2 separate regions of the Homo sapiens genome follow, and region 2 is linked to region 1. A link is an interaction called in ENCODE POLR2A ChIA-PET data of the cell type or tissue named here. Cell type or tissue: OCI-LY7. All regions are shown on one strand. Links, peaks and the distances in the headings refer to the core of each region. The heading gives the core; the rest is flanking DNA.

Evidence for each region. Peaks named below come from ENCODE experiments on the same cell type or tissue, not always from the same donor. Only the 100,000 strongest peaks of a DNase experiment are listed, where the experiment ranks them.
Region 2: POLR2A ChIA-PET joins it to region 1 with 5 read pairs; 33 of 35 experiments call an interaction of 5 or more read pairs at or near these places.

The regions. Positions count from the first base shown.
Region 1 is chr1:11,895,333-11,904,389 of GRCh38, forward strand. No RefSeq gene overlaps it. Among named protein-coding and RNA genes, the nearest start is that of RNU5E-1, 8.3 kb to the right of the region's middle. RefSeq lists an enhancer at 3,506-4,057. In OCI-LY7, for the core only: no CTCF peak of the experiment used is centred there; a DNase peak (open chromatin) is centred at 5,329; H3K4me3 peaks cover 264 bases; H3K27ac peaks cover 580 bases.
Region 2 is chr1:11,811,795-11,820,851 of GRCh38, forward strand. It overlaps CLCN6 (chloride voltage-gated channel 6), which reads left to right. Exons shown (of 23, transcript NM_001286.5): 3 at 4,052-4,117; 4 at 4,821-4,886; 5 at 7,694-7,760. Among named protein-coding and RNA genes, the nearest start is that of CLCN6, 10 kb to the left of the region's middle. In OCI-LY7, for the core only: no CTCF peak of the experiment used is centred there; a DNase peak (open chromatin) is centred at 3,437; H3K4me3 peaks cover 2,980 bases; H3K27ac peaks cover 4,672 bases.

The DNA.
Region 1 (9,057 bases), core at 388-8,387:
CCAGTCCTGCTGACACCTTCTCCTGTGTAGGCCACGAAGGGAGAAGCATCAGGGACGGATGAAGCAAGCCACTTCCAGAGCCAGACTGCCTTATCTGGTGATCACTGATCAGCAGTGTGATCTCGAGCAAGTTACTCACCTTCTCTGAGCCTCAGTTTCCCCCGGGCACAGGCAGAATAACAGCATGTGTTAATTCTGATTGGTGGCTGGGACATATGCTTATTACACTAAAAAATATATATATAATATATATAATTGAAAATTAAAAATATAAAATTAAAAATTTATATAAAATTAAAAATTTCAGGCCCTGTGCAGTGGCTCATGCCTGTAATCCTAGCACTTTGGGAGGCTGAGGCCAGAGGCTTGCTTGAGGACAGGAGGTGGAGAGCAGCCTGGGCAACACAGCAAAACCCAAGACGTAATCTCTAAAAAAAAATTTTAAGCCGGGCACGGTGGCTCATGCCTGTAATTTCAGAACTTTGGGAGGCCGAGGCGGGCAGATCATGAGGTCAGGAGTTCAAGACCAGCCTGACCAACATGGTAAAACCCCATCTCTACTAAAAATACAAAAATTAGCCGGGCGTAGTGGTGCGTGCCTGTAATCCCAGCTACTCAGGAGGCTGAGGCAAGAGAATCACTTGAACCCGGGAGGCAGAGGTTGCAGTGAGCTGAAATCGTGCCACTGAACTCCAGCCTGGCAACAGAGTGAGACTCCATCTCGAAACAAACAAACAAACAAAAAGAAATAAAAGAAAAAAAGAGAAAGAAAAAGAGCATCCGGGCACAGTGGCTCACGCCTGTAATTCCAGCACTTTGGAAGACGGAGACAGGAGGATCACCTGAGGTCAGGGGTTCGAAACCAGCCTGACCAACATCTCTACTAAAAATATAAAATTAGCCAGGTATGGTGGTGCATGCCTGTAATCCAGCTACTTGGAAGGGTGAGGCAGAGGAATTGCTTGAACCTGGGAGGCAGAGGTTGCAGTGAGCCGAGATCCCGCCACTGCACTCCAGCCTGGGCGACAGAGCAAGACTCCGTCTCAAAAAAAAAAAAAAAAAAAAAAAAAAAAAAAAAAAGAAATTTACAAACCCTCCAGCTTTTTAAGGGTTTCATTTTATTAATTAAAAACAAGATCAGACACATCTGCAGTCTGGATTCAACCAGCAGGCTGCCAATCTGTCACCACTGGCATAACTGACCAAGTGACAGTAGCAATGCCGGGCGTGGTGGCACATGCCTGCGGTCCCAGCTACTCAGGAGGCTGAGGAGGGAGGATCGCTTGAGCCCAGGAGTTCGAGAGTTTGAGGCCAACCTGGGCAACATAGTGCAACCCTATCTCAAGAAAAAAAAGCAAGGTGCTAGGCCAGGTACGGTGGCTAACACCTGTAATCCCAGCACTTCGGGAGGCTGAGGCGGGTAGATCATGAGGTCAGGAGATCGAGACCATCCTGGCTAACACAGTGAAACCCCATCTCTACTAAAAATACACAAAATTAGCTGGGTGTCGTGGCGGGAGCTTGTAGTCCCAGCTACTTGGAAGGCTGAGGCAGGAGAATGGCATGAACCCGGAGGTGGAGCTTGCAGTGAGCCAAGATCGTGCCACTGCATTCCAGCCTGGGTGACAGAGCAAGACTCCATCTCAAAAAAAAAAAAAAAAAAAAAAAAAAAAAAAAAAAAGCCAGGTGCTGAGAAATGCTTCATGATCATCTAATGCTTTGCTAGCCCTATAAGGTAGATGAAGGGCTGTTGTTTGAGATATTTAATGTCAAACAAATAAAATTAAAAAATGACAAATGGAATCTAATCAGGGTTGCCGATCTGACATCTAGTTTAAAGGAAGTTCAGAGGGCATAGGAAGAAATTAAATTTGCAGGAAGAAATTCTGCAAATCAGATCAAATTCAGGATGAGGGATATTCCATAGGATAGGTAACTGATCCAGTCCTTCAAAAGTCTTCAGTGCCCCCCCTCCCCCCGACACACACACACACAAGGTGATGGGGAATAAGAGTCGTTCAGATTAAAGAAGGCTGAAATGATATAATTACCAAATGCACTGTGAGGATCGTTTTAGGACGCTGATTTGAATTAATCAATTCTAACAGGTCGTTTCATAAACAAGTAGGGAAATTTGAATATAGACTGATGTCTAACTTTATCAGAAATAACAGAGACAAGAAGATAATTGAATATATCCACTTACTTTAAACTGCCAAAAGAATAAAAACCCTGTGAATGCAGAATTCCATATCCAGCTAAAATTTCCTTTAAATATAGGTAAAATAGATGATTTTAGACCAAAAACAGCAAGAGCTTTTCTTTCAATCACAAGCAGTTGCAGATTTCTTTGTTCCCTCTCCATTCCCTGCTTTCCTTCACTAGCCTTAAAAAAAAAAAAAAAATTGTCTCAAGGCCGGGCGCGGTGGCTCATGCCTGTAATCCCAGCACTTTGGGAGGCCGAGGCGGGTGGATCACGAGGTCAGGAGATCGAGACCATCCTGGCTAACACGGTGAAACCCCGTCTCTACTAAAAATACAAAAAAATTAGCCGGGCGTGGTGGTGGGCGCCAGTAGTCCCAGCTACTCGGGAGGCTGAGGCAGGAGAATGGCGTGAACCCGGGAAGCAGAGGTTACAGTGAGCTGAGATCGCGCCACGGCACTCCAGCCTGGGCGACAGAGCGAGGCTCCGTCTCAAAAAAAAAAAAAAAGAAAGAAAAGAAAAGAAAAAAAAGGAAAGTAAATCTATTGCGGAGTCACATCGTGCACTCCCAAGCCAAGGTGAAATGATGTAAATTCCCGAGGCCTGTGTTTGGCCCGCTCTATCCACCTGGATGGCAGAGCACTAACCGGGCTAGTGGGTGGGAGATGGCCTGGGGACAGGGAGTGGGGACGCAGAGGCGGGATAGGAAGCCGCCTTCTCCGGGATGCCCAGACGCCTAAGCCTGGCAGAGGCAAAGCGCTAGACGGAGCACCGCAAAAGCCCCCATGGAGCGGTGGGAGGGCCGAGGCCCAGCCGGGCACAGTTCAGGCCAGAGACTTGAATTCTGCCGGCGATTTAGAAGTCGCCTGGGGTGGGTGGGGGGGGCTGTATCGAATTTCTGGAGCCGCTGGGCCATGGGAGGGCTGACTCGGGGATCTGGGTTGCCCTGGTCCATGTTCTGGCTCCCAGTGCCCTGGGGCGATGGAAGCTGGCGGGGTCAGGGCGTGGGGAGGGGCGGGGAGCGGCTGGTCGGGGCTGCGCTTGAGAAAGGGGGTGTCTCTGGAAGGGCCATGCGCTTGGGCGGGCAGGGACAACGTCCCGCACCTGTGCTGGCCCCGGCTTCTCCTTAGAGTGCCTCTGGCTGCCTCCCTGCTCTCACCTCGGGGTTTTCCTTTTTGCGCCATCCCCGGAGGGCAAGACTCTGTCCAAGCTGAGACAAACGTGGGGGGCGGTGGGGAGACTAGGTCTTCTCCTGCCCCTACCCCAGATCGCAGAGCCCATCTTGGCTGCCGGGACCCGAGGGCGCTCCAGGTTGGCTCCGCGGGTCGCATCACCTGCCAAGTGCTCGGGAGCCGCAGCACGGGCACCAGGGGGGTCCAGGATGGAGGGGCCACGGAGGTCTCCAAGGGAACTGCCCGGGCTGAGATTGGCCAGGGAGGGGGCCAGGAACTAGTGGAGCTACGGAGCCGCCAGTGGATCTGAGGACCCACCTGGATCCGAGGTCGGCCCCTGTCCCCGGTGCTGAAATGCGGGCGCCCGCGGGGTTCACGGCCAGGACTCAGCCCTGGAGTCCCTGAGACCGCTAGCCCCGTAGCAATCCCCTATGTAGGATTTGTTTCAAGGGCTCAGACCGGCACAGAGCCCCCCAGCTCTTCCTTGCCTCAGATTCTGTCCTTGGGTGATCAAATCCTGCTTTCTGTCTCCTAAAATTGTCTCTAGCGCTTTCTCTGGGACCACTCTAGTGCCTCTGAGCAGGCATCACAGGCTGGCCCATCGGATCATTATTTGTACTTTGGTCTTATGCTTTATCCCCTCCAAACCAACGGGCTCCCACTCTCAGCTGGGCTGCAGAATTTCCCATCCCCCTGCCTCTAACATTCCTAGGGGACTCTGTTCCTTTCCTCCCTCCTATCCCTTGCTTTCAAGTTAGTTAAAGCTAGACAATGAGGTCGGTGCAATGCGTCTGCATCTGGCAGGGGCAGCCACCTTCCTTGGAAATGGGGAGAGATGGTGCAAGAGAGAAGAGAGCCGGGAGAATAGGGGTGGGGCCCCAGGGCTGAGGCATGCCCTCCTGAGCTACTGCAAACTGCAGCCCCCAAGGGCCCAGGTGACATCATGTAATGGGCCTTAGCAAGACCCCCTTCCACTTCTGGGCCCTTATCTTCCCCTCTCAGCTCCTGACCCCTCCCCAGTCAGATGCCCTTGTTTGTAAGCTCTGCATCTCTCCCCTTCCCTCTCTCTCTTTCCCTCTCTTTTCAATATCATTGTTCTTTTATTCTTCTGATTATAAAAATTACTGTTGGCCAGGCCCTGTGGCTCACGCCTGTAATTCCAGCACTTTGGGAGGCTGAGGTGGGTGGATCACGGGGTCAGGAGATCAAGACCATCCTGGCTAACACGGTGAAACCCTGTCTCTACTAAAAATACAAAAAAATGAGCCGGGCATGGTGGCTGGTGCCTGTAATCCTAGCTACTCAGGAGACTGAGGCAGGAGAATCGCTTGAACCTGGGAGGTGGAGGTTGCAGTGAGCCGAGATAGTGCCACTGCACTCTAGCCTGGACAACAGAGCAAGACTCTGTCTCAAAAAAAAAAAAATTTCACCGGGCGTGGTGGCGAATGCCTGTAATCCCAGCTACTCAGGAGGCTGAGGCAGGAGAATCACTTGAACCCAGGAGGTGGAGGTTGAGCTGAGATTGTACTACTGTACTCCATCCTGAGCGACAGAATGAGACTCTGTCTCAAAAAAAAAAAAAAGTGTGTTTCTTTGCACACATTTTTGTACATTTCTGTTTCCTTAGGATGTATTCCCACATGTGAAATTATTGGCTTGACATATATTAACTGTTAAAATACTTTTGTTAGGCTGGGCGCGGTGGCTCACACCTGTAATCCTAGTACTTTGGGAGGCTGAGGTGGGTGGATCACTTGGGGCCAGGAGTTCAAGACCAGTCTGAGCAACATGGTGAAACCCTGTCTCTACTAAAAATACAAAAATTAGCCAGGCATGGTGGCACACACCTGCAGTCTCAGCTACTCAGGAGACGGAGGCACGAGAACTGCTTGAACCTTGGAGGCAGAAGCTGCAGTGAGCCAAGATCGCACCACTGCACTCCCACCTGGGCAACAGAGAGAAACTGTGTCTCAAAAAACACTTTTTTTAGGGCTCTTGATACATATCATCAAGTGACATTTTAGTAAGATTGGGCCAGTTCCTATTTCTACCTGTGGCATCTGCGTTCCTGTTTCACTGTAACATGGCTGCCTCTGAATTTTATATTTTAAAAGTATTTGCTAATGTAATAGATGGGACGTGACATACAGAGTTGCTTGTATTTGGAGTCCTCTGATTACTAGTAAGACCAAACAGGTTTTCACATATTTATTAGACATGTACATTTCTTCTGGAAAATTTTTCTCTCTACTATCAATGATTTTCTATTGCAGTTTAGTATTGATCCCATTAATTTTTCTTTTTTTTTTTTTCTTAGATACAGGGTTTCACCACATTGCCCAGGTTGGTCTTGAACTCCTGGGCTGAAGCCATCTGCCCTCTTCAGACTCCCAAAGGTCTGGGATTACAAGCGTGAGCCACCGCACCCAGCTTTATCTCATTAATTTGTAAGGCTTTTTGATATAGTACAATTGTTAACCCTTTGGTGTATTGCAAGTATGATTCTGGTGGGAGGCTCACCTTTTTGCTTGATTATTTTTGACACACAGAATTTCAAAATGTCAAATATATTTACGGTAACTTTTTAAAGGCTCGGCATGGTGGCTCACACCTGTAATCCCAGCACTTCAGGAGGCCGAGGCTAGCGGATGGCTTGAGCCCAGGGGTTCAAGACCAGCCTGGGCAACATGGAAAAACCCCGTCTCTGCAAAAAATACAAAAAATTAGCCAGTATGGTGGCATGAGTGCCTCTAGTCCCAGCTACTCAGGAGGCTGTGGTGGGAGAATCACCTGAGCCAGCGAAGTTGAGGCTCCAGTGAGCTATGATCACACCACTGCACTCCAGCCTGGGTGACAGAGCGAACTCCATCTCAAAAAAAAAAAAGAGGCTGGGCACAGTGACTCACGCCTATAGCTGTGCTGGAAGGCCGAGGCGGGAGGATCACCTGAGGTCAGGAATTCGACACCAGCCTGGCCAACATGGTGAAACCCCATCTCTACTAAAAACACAAAAATGAGCCGGGCGTGGTGGCTACTCAAGAGGCTGAGGCAGGAGAATCTCTTGAACTCAGGAGATGCAGGTTGCAGTGAGCCGAGATCACACCACTGCACTCCAACCTGGGTGACAGAGTGAGACTCTGCCAAAAAAAAAAAAAAAAAAAGAATGGCCAGGTGCAGTGCTTCACACCTGTAATCTCAGCACTTTGGGAGGCCGAGGTGGGTGGATCACGAGGTCAGGAGTTTGAGACCAGCCTGACCAACATGGTGAAACCCCGTCTCTACTAAAAATTCAAAAATTAGCCGGGCGTGGTGGCGGGTGCCTGTAATCCCAGCTACTTGGGAGGCTGAGGCAGGAGAATCACTTGAACCCGAGAGGTGGAGGTTGCAGTGAGCCGAGATCACACCACTGTACTCCAGCCTGGGTGACAGAGCGAGACTCCGTCTCAAAAAAAAAAAAAAAAAGAAAGAAAGAAAGAAAAAAGAAAAGAAAAGAAAAAGAAAAATGCTATAATCCTGCTAAAAACTCCCCTGTCTCTGTCTACTTTAGAACGCTGACCATTCCTTTGGAGTTGGTGTTTCCGAATTGTCCATCCTCACACTTTGTGCTTGAATAAACACTCTTTAAATTAGATTCTAACCCTTTTGATGATTTTAGGTTGACATTTTGGTGACCCACAGATGGGACCCAAGGCAAGCCTCCCACAATCCATGCTGCTTTGCCAACATTCTGAGCTTTGGTACCCGCAGGAACAGCTTTCACTCGTCTGACCTCATCAGAGCTAGCGGGGCTTCCTGGCATTTTCTCTTGGGTTTCAAATCTCCCTGGCTTTGGCTGAGATTCAGACTTTATTCAAGTACCCTGATTCCGCAATTCCATGCTCTATGGAGCTGGATTTGAAGCTCTACTTTTAAAAGTAGAAGTTTCAGGCCAGGCATGGTGGCTCATGCCTGTAAACCGAGCACTTTGGGAGGCTGAGGCGGGCAGATCACTTGCGGTCAGGAGTTTGAGACCAGCCTGGCCAACATGGTGAAACCCTGTCTCTACTAAAAATACAAAAATTCCCCAGGCATGATGGCACACATCTGTAATCCCAGCTACTCAGGAGGCTGAGGCAGGAGAATTGCTTGAACCCAGCGGGTTGAAGGTTGCAGTAAGCCAAGATCTTGCCAATGCACTACAGCCTGGGGAACAGAGCGAGACTCCGTCTCAAAAGAAAAAAAAAAAAGTGTGTGCCAGGCGTGGTGGCTCATGCCTGTAATCCCAGCACTCTGGGAGGCCCAGGCAGGTGGATCACCTGAGGTCAGGATCTCGAGACCAGTCTGGCCAACATGGTGAAACCCCGCCTCTACTAAAAATACAAAAATTAGCCACGTGTGGTGGCGGGCACCTATAATCCCAGCTACTCAGGAGGCTGAGGCAGGAGAAATGTTTGAATCCAGGAGGCGGAGGTTGCGGTGAGCCAAGATCACACCACTATACTCCTGCCTGGGTGACAGAGTAAGACCCTGTCTCAAAAAAAGAAAAAAAAAAAAGGAAGAAGAAATAAACTATATGTGTGTGGTTATTGTTACAAAACACACACACACACACACACACACACACAGAAAATTTAAACTAGAAACTATTGAAAATGTGTTGGGTGCAGTGGCTCACACCTGAAATCCCAGCACTTTGGGAGTTGGGAGGATCACTTAAGCCCAGGAGTTAGAGACCAGCCTGGGCAACATAGTGAGACCCCATCTCTATTACAAATAACAAAATGTAAACAAATTTTCTTTAAATAAAGAAACTATTGAAAATGGGGATGAGTGGAAACTGGGCGAAGGGGCTAGGGACAGGAGTGGGACTTCTCTGAATATATGTTTTTACATAGTTTTGATCTTTGAGTCTTGCATTTTTCATTTTCAAAAAGGAAAAATCTTAGCCGGGTGTGGTGCTGCATGCCTGTAGTCCCAGCTACTTAGGGGGCTGAGGTGGAAGGATTGCTTGAGCCTGGGAGGTTGAGGCTGCCGTGAGCTGAGATTGTGCCACTGCACTCCAGCCTTGGTGACGGAACAAGACTCTGTCTCAAAAAAAAGAAAAAGGAAAAATCAAATTATAAAGAAAAATGTATTATGACTTAAATGGGCCTTATCTCAGGAATGCAAATAATTAACATCCAAAAATCTAGCAATGGCCCAGGAGCAGTGGTTCACACCTGTAATCCCAGCACTTTGGAAGGCCAAGGTGGGTGGGTCACCTGAGGTCAGGAGTTTGCAACCAGCCTGGCCAACAGGACAAAACCCCATTTCTACTAAAAATAGAAAAACTAGCCAGGCATGGTGGTGCACACCTGTAATCCCAGCTACTCAGGAGGCTGAGGCACACGAAACGCTTGAACCTGGAGGCGGAGGTTACGGTGAGCTGAGATCGTGCCACTGCACTCCAGCCTGGGCAACAGAGTGAGACTCTGTCTCAAAAAAAAAAAAAAAAATCTAGCAATGTAATTCACCATATTGCTGAATTCAAAGGAGAAAATTTATACAACTATCTCAATAGATTCTGAAGAGCATTTGATAAAAAAACTCAGCACAGAGAAACCTGATGATAGAAGGAAATTTCCCTAACATAATTAATACAGGCTGTATGTTAAAATCTTACACCAGGCCAGACGCGGTGACTCATGCCTGTAGTCCCAGCAC
Region 2 (9,057 bases), core at 328-8,327, 84 kb before region 1:
TTCTGTCTATTTGCCTATTCTAGATATCTAAAAACCTTCTAAATGTTTACGGAACCATATCATTATTAGATGGAACCATCAATGAAGTACTTGACCAGTAATTTCCATACATATTTTGGATGAAGGCAAGGGTATTGTTTCTCCTCTGCTCTCAGGCACCACTCGCGGAACACTGCTAACACCGATATGTGGAGGTTGTTTCCCCACTACTCAGGAGGCTGAGGTGGGAGGATGGCTTAAGCCCAGGAGTTGGAGGTTGCAGTGAACCGAGATTATGCCACTGCACTCCATGCTGGGTGACAGAGAAAGACCCCATCTCAAAAAAAAAAAGTAGTAGGTTGTCACCTGCATTTCTCAGCAGCTGGCAGTGAATTGAAGGTTCACAGGACTCCCTCCTTGAGTTTGGTTAACTTGCTAGAGCGGGTCAGAAAACACAGAAATGCTACTTACATTTGCTAGTTTATTAATAAAGGATATCATAAAGGATACAGAAGAACAGCCAGATGGAGAGATTCAAGGAACGTGGGAGGGGGCACGGAGCTTTCATGCCCTCTCCAGGCACGCTACCCTCCAGGAACCTCCAAACGGTTCAGCTGTCTGGAAGCTCTCTGAACCTTGTCATTTTGGAGTTTTATGGAAGCTTTTTTATGCAGTCATGATTGATTACATCACCAGCCCTTGGTGATCAGCTTAACCTTCAGCTTCGGTCTCCTCCCTGGAGGGATGGGTGTCCCACCCCGCTAATCCTGCCTTGGTCTTTCTGGTGACCAGCCCCTTTTCTGAAGCCATCTAAGGGCCCCCAGCCGCCACTCATCTCATTAGCAAACAAAAGATACCACGGCTCAAAAAAAAAAAAAGACAAAGTATGTTTGTGTGTGTGTGTGTGTGTGTGTGTGTGTGTGTGTGTGTGTGTGTGTATTGTTGGGGCTCAGAAAATGATACCTGGAAATATGGTGCTTTGATATGCTGAACTCTCCACCCTCACACTTTGTCTCTCCCAAAGCACAGGATGAGGCTCTTCTCTGCCGTTCCCTTATCTACCTAGAAACTGGACCTACCAGAGAGGAACACAGTTGTCTTTGATCCCTTTCCTGAAATGTCATTAACCAGGGAACATTAAAACTCATCTTACAGAGGAGACTGAAGACCAAACAACATACCTAGAGCCTGGACAAACTGTCCCAACCGTTGTTTGTTCACTGTCCCATACAATTTCCAAAGAGAATCATTCACAAGATGATATCTGCTTCCCAGATCCATTCATTCCCCACTAAGAATTATTTCCTCCCACATCCCTATCTCCCCTTCCCCTGTGAAGAAGAGTATAGAAGCGTCTGTACCTCGCTGGCATTATTGGGTAATCATTCTGCAGTTCCCCTGTGCAATGCATGTTAAATAAGTGGATGCCTTTGCTCCCATTAATCTGCCTTTTGTCGGTTCACTTTCAGCAGACCTTTAGAGAGTGAAAGGGGAAGCTTTTCCTCTTGGCCGCTACAATACATATGTAGGTGCATATATGTTTAATCACTTATGGATGAGTCTAGTTTCTAAAAGTACTTTTTTCATCACTGTGTTTCTTTTCTGATCAGTAAAAAAGATTTTTTTTTTTTTTTTGAGACCGAGTCTCACTCTGTCGCCTAGGCTGGAGTGCAGTAGCACAATCTCGGCTCACTGCAGCCTCTGCCTCCTGGGTTCAAGCGATTCTCCTGCCTCAGCCACCCTAGTAGCTGGGATTACAAGTGTGTGCCACCACACCCACCTAATTTGTGTATTTTTGGTAGAGACGGGGTTTCGCCATGTTGGCCGGGCTGGTCTCAAACTCTTGGCCTCAAGTGATCCACCTATCTCGGCCTCCCAAACTGCTGGAATTACAGACGTGAGCCATCACGCCCAGCCGATCATTTTTTAAAATATAAAAAAGCACACCATTTGTGCTATGAGAATTTCAGACAACACCCAGAAACAAATATCTCCTTAAGCACTACCTCACGGATGTTTTCCCATTATGAATGCTGACGTACAAATAATCCTAATTTTGTTTAATCAAAAAGGGATATTATACTTTTAATTCTCCATCCTGCTTTATTTTTATTTTTTAATTGCATCTTGCTCTTTTGCTGAATAATTTTTGGAGATTTTCCATATCTTTCTATATAGACTTAACTATAATCATTTTATTGGTGTATAGTTTACTATATTTGGATGTATAATTGATTTACTCAGTCACTTGTTGGTACTCCAGGACTCATAAAAAAAGAATTTGGACTAACTCTAGGTAGTCATATAGATAGAATAAATTGTCACTCATCACATGTGTTTGGCTGACTTGAAACTATTGTCTGGGAGTGTGGCTGCCACCCAGCCAATGTCCAGCTGATGTGGGTAGGAACAGGTTGTGGGAAGGAGAGCTGATGGCCGACCATTATTTTTCTTTGTTGCCAAACTGCTGCGTCTTTTTTTTTTTTTTTTTTGAGAGTGTCTCACTTTGTTGCCCAGGCTGGAGTGCAGTGGCATGATCTTGGCTGGCTCACTGCAACCTCCGCCTCCTAGGTTCAAGCAGCTCTCCTGCCCTAGCCTCCCGAGTAGCTGGGATTACAGGCGTGCTCCACCACTCCCAGCTAACTTGTATTTTTAGTAGAGATGGGGTTTCACCATCTTGCCTAGGCTGGTCTCGAACTTCTGGCCTCAAGTGATCCTCCTGCCTCAGCCTCCCAAAGTGCTGGGATTACAGGTGTGAGCCACTGCACCCAGCCCAGACTGCTGCTTCTCTAACAAGACAACTAAAATGATTTCCTTTGAATTGTTTCTCTAAATGTCTGTGGCATACCTGCAAGTTGCTTGCAGGATTTCTGTGTTTTGTGATGCATGTTGTAAAGGATGCTGCTTCAGATGTAGAAGTTTTAGGAGCCGAGAGCCAAGCTGAATCTGTGCCTCTTCCTAACATAAAGTGGAAGTTGGCCAGGCGCAGTGGCTCATGCCTGTAATCCCAGCACTTTGGGAGGCTGAGGAGGGCGGATCACGAGGTCAGGAGATCGAGACCATCCTGGCTAACACGGTGAAATCCCGTCTCTACTAAAAATACAAAAAAATTAGCCGGGCGTGTTGGCAGGCGCCTGTAGTCCCAGCTACTCAGGAGGCTGAGGCAGGAGAATGGTGTGAACCCGGGAGGCGGAGCTTGCAGTGAGCTGAGATTGCGCCACTGCACTCCAGCCTGGGCGACAGAGCGAGACTCCGTCTCAAAAAAAAAAAAAAAAAAGTGGAAGTTGCTTTTAAAAATACTTTCCATGTTAGTTTGTCTTGTGACTAACCTCATTTCCATAGACACTAACTACAAAAGATAATTATAACTAATTGACATTCTAAATTAATTTGGTTCTGGCTAACTGAAACTTTTGTTCATATCTAATGGAGTAAGTTTCATAAGGCTGATGATAGCTGAAGGTCTTTAAATATTTTGCCAAAACAGGAAGTTTAAAAATAGGTAATTTAAAACTTCTCCTAAAGCATGAAGTATGAACCTAAAGCAACACCACTCAAATTTTAATGTGCATCTGAGTCATCTGGGGCTGCAGGGCTGCAGGAGTCTAAGATTCTGCATTTTGTTTTTGTGTTTGTTTTTGAAACGGAGTCTCGCTGTGTCACCCAGGCTGGAGTGCAGTGGTGCGATCTCGGCTCACCACAACCTCCACCTCCCAGGTTCCAGTGATTCTCCTGCCTCAGCCTCCAAAGTAGCTGGGACTACAGGTGCGCGCCACCATGCCTGGCTAATTTTGTATTTTTAGTAGAGACAGGGTTTCACCATGTTGGCTAGACTGGTCTTGAACTCCTGACCTCAGGTGATCCACCTGCCTTGACCTCCCAAAGTGCTGGGATTATAGGCATGAGCCACCGCACCCAGCCAGATTCTGCATTTTGAACCAGCTCCTCCTGGGTGCTGCAGGTACCACTGCTCTGCCCATCCACACGTTGAGTAGCAGGAACCCAGAGGTTTGTCCCTTTGCAGGTCTTCTCACCTGACATGACCTTTTGACTCAACTTTGCCTCTTTTCAGAGTTTGGATTATGATCGCTGTATCAATGACCCTTACCTGGAAGTTTTGGAGACCATGGATAATAAGGTGGGTCTTACAATTCTTCATCTCTGGGGATCAAATCAGTCTTAACATGGCATTTTTTTTCTCTTCTAAAGGCCCCAGTAAACATCTTTACACCTTGTTTTTTGAACCTTTTCATGCGATACAGGCAGACCTCACTTTATGCGCTTTGCTTTATTTCACCTCGCAGGTACTGCAGGTTTTACAAACTGGAGGTTGGTGGCAACCCTGTGTTGAGCAAGGTGCCATTTTTCCAATAGCATGCATTTTGTTTGCATTTTTTAGCCATAAAGTATTTTTTAATTAAGGTAGGTACATTTTTGTAGGCATAATGCTATTACACACTTTATAGACCTCAGTATAGTGTAAACATCACTTTTATATGCACTGGGTAACCAAAACACTCGTGTGACTCACTTTATTGTGATATTTGCTTTATTGTGGTGGTCTAGAACCAAACCCATGCTATCTGCAAGGTAGGCCTATGTTGGCATTTATTCCCTAGGCCTTTATCCTGCCAACCAGAGTTCCCCCTGTCAGTGCACCTTGCCCAGCCTCTTAAGAGTCCATCATTTTTGCACTGTAAAGCACCTGAAATCCCAACATCATCTTTACTGTGCCTGCTCTCCACGTGGAATTTAGCTTAAAACTGGTTGGCCAAGATGTATTTCTTCCCCTCTGCCACCATAACCCTGTAAACTGAATCATTCTTTTCCTGTGTGAACAGAAAGGTCGAAGATATGAGGCGGTGAAGTGGATGGTGGTGTTTGCCATTGGAGTCTGCACTGGCCTGGTGAGGAGGCAGGGCCTGGAGGGATGGTGGGCCATAGGGCTGGAGGGGCTTACAGGGAAAGCCCTGGCCTGGTGAATAACATTGTCATTTGTCATTATAACATTTATAACATTATAATGCAATAACACTTGTCATTATAATCAAGAGTGCCTTTTCTTTTTTCCCTTTTTTTTTTTTAAATGAATAATCCTGGCACAGTTTTTCACACTTCCCCTGCTTTTGCTTTGTGAAATGAAAGCGAGACACATGACAATGGTGCTCTTGAAGCGCTCAAAGGTTTGGGCAGGACTTTATCTTTTATGATATGATTATGGATCATAATCTCTAATCTACCTAGTAAACTAGATGTCTCCCTAATGGGTAGATAATGCATTGGGTAGAGTAAATAATGGAAGTTAAAGTTACTTTTTTTTTTCTTTTAATTTAAATAGAGACAGGGTCTCGCTTTGTCACCCTGGCTGGAGCACAGTGGCGTAATCACAGTTCACTGCAGCCTCGACCTTCTGGGCTTGGGTGATCCTCCTACCTCAGCCTCCCGAGTGGTTAGGACTCTAGGCAGGCATGAGATCGCTCTTTAGGGAAAAAGCGAAGTCGTGGGTACGGAACTGTGAACATCGTGCCCTTCATTTAGCACAGCGTGCCAGTGAACAGGGTGGCACACCATAGCTATTGATCTCATGCAGGGAGTTTATGGTGCTATCCTGGGCTCCTCCCCGTACGTCGTTAATGTTATCTAGAAGATAGAGCCAGCAGCTGTGAGTGAAGGGATATGCCCGTATGAACAGAGTTGGTGGAGGCAGCAACTTCACAGGTGAATCAAAGACAAGGCAAGATTGGAAACATGGCCAAAGATGAGGATAGCAAAAAGTCTGGAACCAAAACTGCCGACTTCACATTGTTAAATATGAGGAAGAGAAGCTGGAAAAATCAGCATCAGTCAAAAAGATCCATGTCAAATCTGATTCCGGTCAGTACAGTGTTGGGATAGGGTATCTGTCCTCAGTAACAGCCTGTTGACCACCTTTATCTTGAACTGGCCACAAGCCTCCTACTTAATTTGACATGATATGCCTAGAAAATGTACACATGTGTTCGGTATAATATAGCCACAGGGGCCAACCACAATTTTTATTTTCATGGCATGCATCAAATTTTTACTATAGTAAATCCACAAGTAAAGGAACATCTTACTAGGTAAGACTGATGGCATTCAGAAGCCCTCTTCAGTGATATTCTGATGGATACCATTTTGGGGAAACTTGGGTTGATTTATTGTTTTATTTAAATCTCAGGGTGTTGGGCCAGGGACGGTGGCTCACACCTGTAATCCCAGCATTTTGAGAGGCCGAGACAGGAGGACTGCTTGAGCCCAGGAGTTTGAGACCAGCCTGGGCAACGTAGGGAGACCCTGTCTCCTTAAAAATAAAAAAAAAATTAAAAAAAAGAAATCTCAGGGTATTTATTTTGCTATATATGTTTCTGGTTGCAGATTTCTCTATAATAAGCATAGTCCTTAGGCCTCTAGTTGTTAGTGTTTGTGCTACTTTTATATCAAACTCTTTGGAGCTGCCACTTGTCAGTACTACAGGTTGAGTGTTCCTTATCAGAAAATCCAAAATGCTCCAAAATCCAAAACTTTTTGAATGCTGACACGATTCTCAGGAAATACTCATTGGCGCATTCAGATTTTGGATTTCAAATTTTTGGATTTGGGATGTTTAATCAGTATAATGTAGATATTCGAAAAAAAAATCTGAAATCCAAAACACTTCTGGTCCCAAGCATTTCAGATAAGTGTTACTCAAGCTGAAGCAACTTTACCTCCTACCTTTGTATTTTAGGAAGGCACACCTGCCTTTATGACATAGCACTCCCAACTCTTGTCCATTGATGTGTGGCCACTTTATGGCTTCAGTATCAAAAAGCCTCCAGGCATTGGCTTGAGGGAAGGCCAGAGTTAAAGGCAAGAAGCTTTGATCCTGAATCCATAAAATTAGAAGTCTTTCTAGTTCTCCTTTAAGCCCTGAGCACTTTGGAGAGTGGAATACTGGAATTTGGTTGTTTTCTCTACCCAGAGTAACTATGGACTATAAGATGGTTATAAGTCAAGCCTGGCACAGTGGGGTGTGCCTGTAATCCCAGCTACCTGGGAGGCTGAGGCAGGAGGATCTCTTAAACCCTGGAGTTCAAGGCCAGCCTAGGCAATATAGCAAGACCCCATCTCAAAAAAAGATGATTTCAAGTCAAAATAATGACTTACAAAATAGAACCTGCTAATAAGGAACATGCAAAAAGCACATACACCTAAATGAATGTTGTGTTTTAAAGCAAGCTTGTCCAACCCATGGCCCAACACAGATTCATATACCTTTTAAAAACATTTATGAGATTTTTCTGAGTTTTTCTTTTCTTAGCTCATCAGCTGTCATTAGTGTATTTTATGTGTGGCCAAAGACAATTCTTCTTCCAGTGTGGTCCAGGGAAGCCAAAAGAGTAGACACCCCTGTGTCAGTAGTCTTTCTTGGTCTCACATCTTTTTCTGCACCTGCTTCCCTCTTTGTTTTCCGTTGCTTCACTCAACTTAGCTGTACTCTCTGCCTTTGTTCTTTGGAGGGGCAGTGGGACTGGGCTGGAGAAGGGATCTCCTCCTTCTGCGCTTTTCTGCTGTGCATTCACGTACTGCTGGCTGGTGAGCAGCCTCCGTATGTGCAGTGGGGGAGGAGATGCCTTCAAGAGGAGCACACCTGTACTATACTTGTGCTACACTTGGAAATAAGGCTGTGTGACAGATCTCTTGCTCTTCACAGGTGGGTCTCTTTGTGGACTTTTTTGTGCGACTCTTCACCCAACTCAAGTTCGGAGTGGTACAGACATGTATCCTTTTCACGGTTCCTGGTGTTCGTGGACTTCAGTGGTCACCAAGATTCTTTCTTACATAGAAATGGGTCTAACAGTAAGCATAGTATTAGAAGGGCCGCTTATTAGCTATTCAGCTTTAATATTTCTAATGATCACTGAAGGACACAAAAGAAGGACTTTAATAAGCAAAGACATATACCTATGTTTGTGGTTGATAAGATTACAGATGCCGCAAAGATGCCTGTACTCCCTAATCTGTAAATTTAATGTAGTTCCAATCAAAATTCCAATAGAATTTGTTGTGGAACTCAGAAATTCTTTGTAAATTTGTGTAGAAGAGTAAAGGGCCAAAAGCAGTCAGTATAGTTCTAAATGACAAGAAGGTGGACTTGACCCTGTCAGATATCAAGTCTTATAAAATTAACAAGTTTGGGGAGTTAGGGAAAAAAAAGTCATAAAATTTAAGATACAGTCATTGAAATTGGTCATATTGGTGCAGGAATACCTAGACAGTGGAAAATGATAGAGAAGCAGAAGCTGGTCCTCACATACATGGAACTTTGGTGAATGACAGTTAATATTACAAATCAGTGAGGGAGTGATGAATGATTTAATAAAAGACGCTGTGTTATTTAATAAATAAAAGATACACATCTCTGTAGTCCCAGCTACTTAGGAGGTGAGCCCAGGAGTTTGAGGCTGTAATGCACCATGACTGTGCCTGGGCAGCATAGCAAGACCCTGTCTTAAAAAAAATGATGCTGGGACATGGGTGATCCATATGGAAAAATAGTTATATTCCTATTTCATACTATAAATAAGATAAATTCCAGATGAAGATGTAAATATGCAGAACAAAACTTCGGGAGACTATATGTTGTCAAGAGTGGGGAATAATTTCTTAAAACTCCAGAAGGCACAGACTATAAGAAAAAACATCAATGGGGCCGGACACAGTGGCTCACGCCTGTAATCCCAGCATTTTGGGAGGCAGAGGCAGGCGGATCACAAGGTCAGGAGATTGAGACCATCCTGGCTAACACGGTGAAACCCCGTCTCTACTAAAAATACAAAAAAATTAGCTGGGCGTGGCGGTGTGCGCCTGTAGTCCCAGATGCTGGGGAGGCTGAGGCAGGAGAATGGCATGAACCTGGGAGGCGGAGCTTGCAGTAAGCCAAGATCACGCCACTGCACTCCAGCCTGGGTGACAGAGCAAGACTCCGTCTCAAAAACAAACAAACAAAAACATCAATGGCTGGGTGCAGTGGCTCATGCCTGTAATCTCAGGACTTTGGGAGGCCGAGGCAGGCAG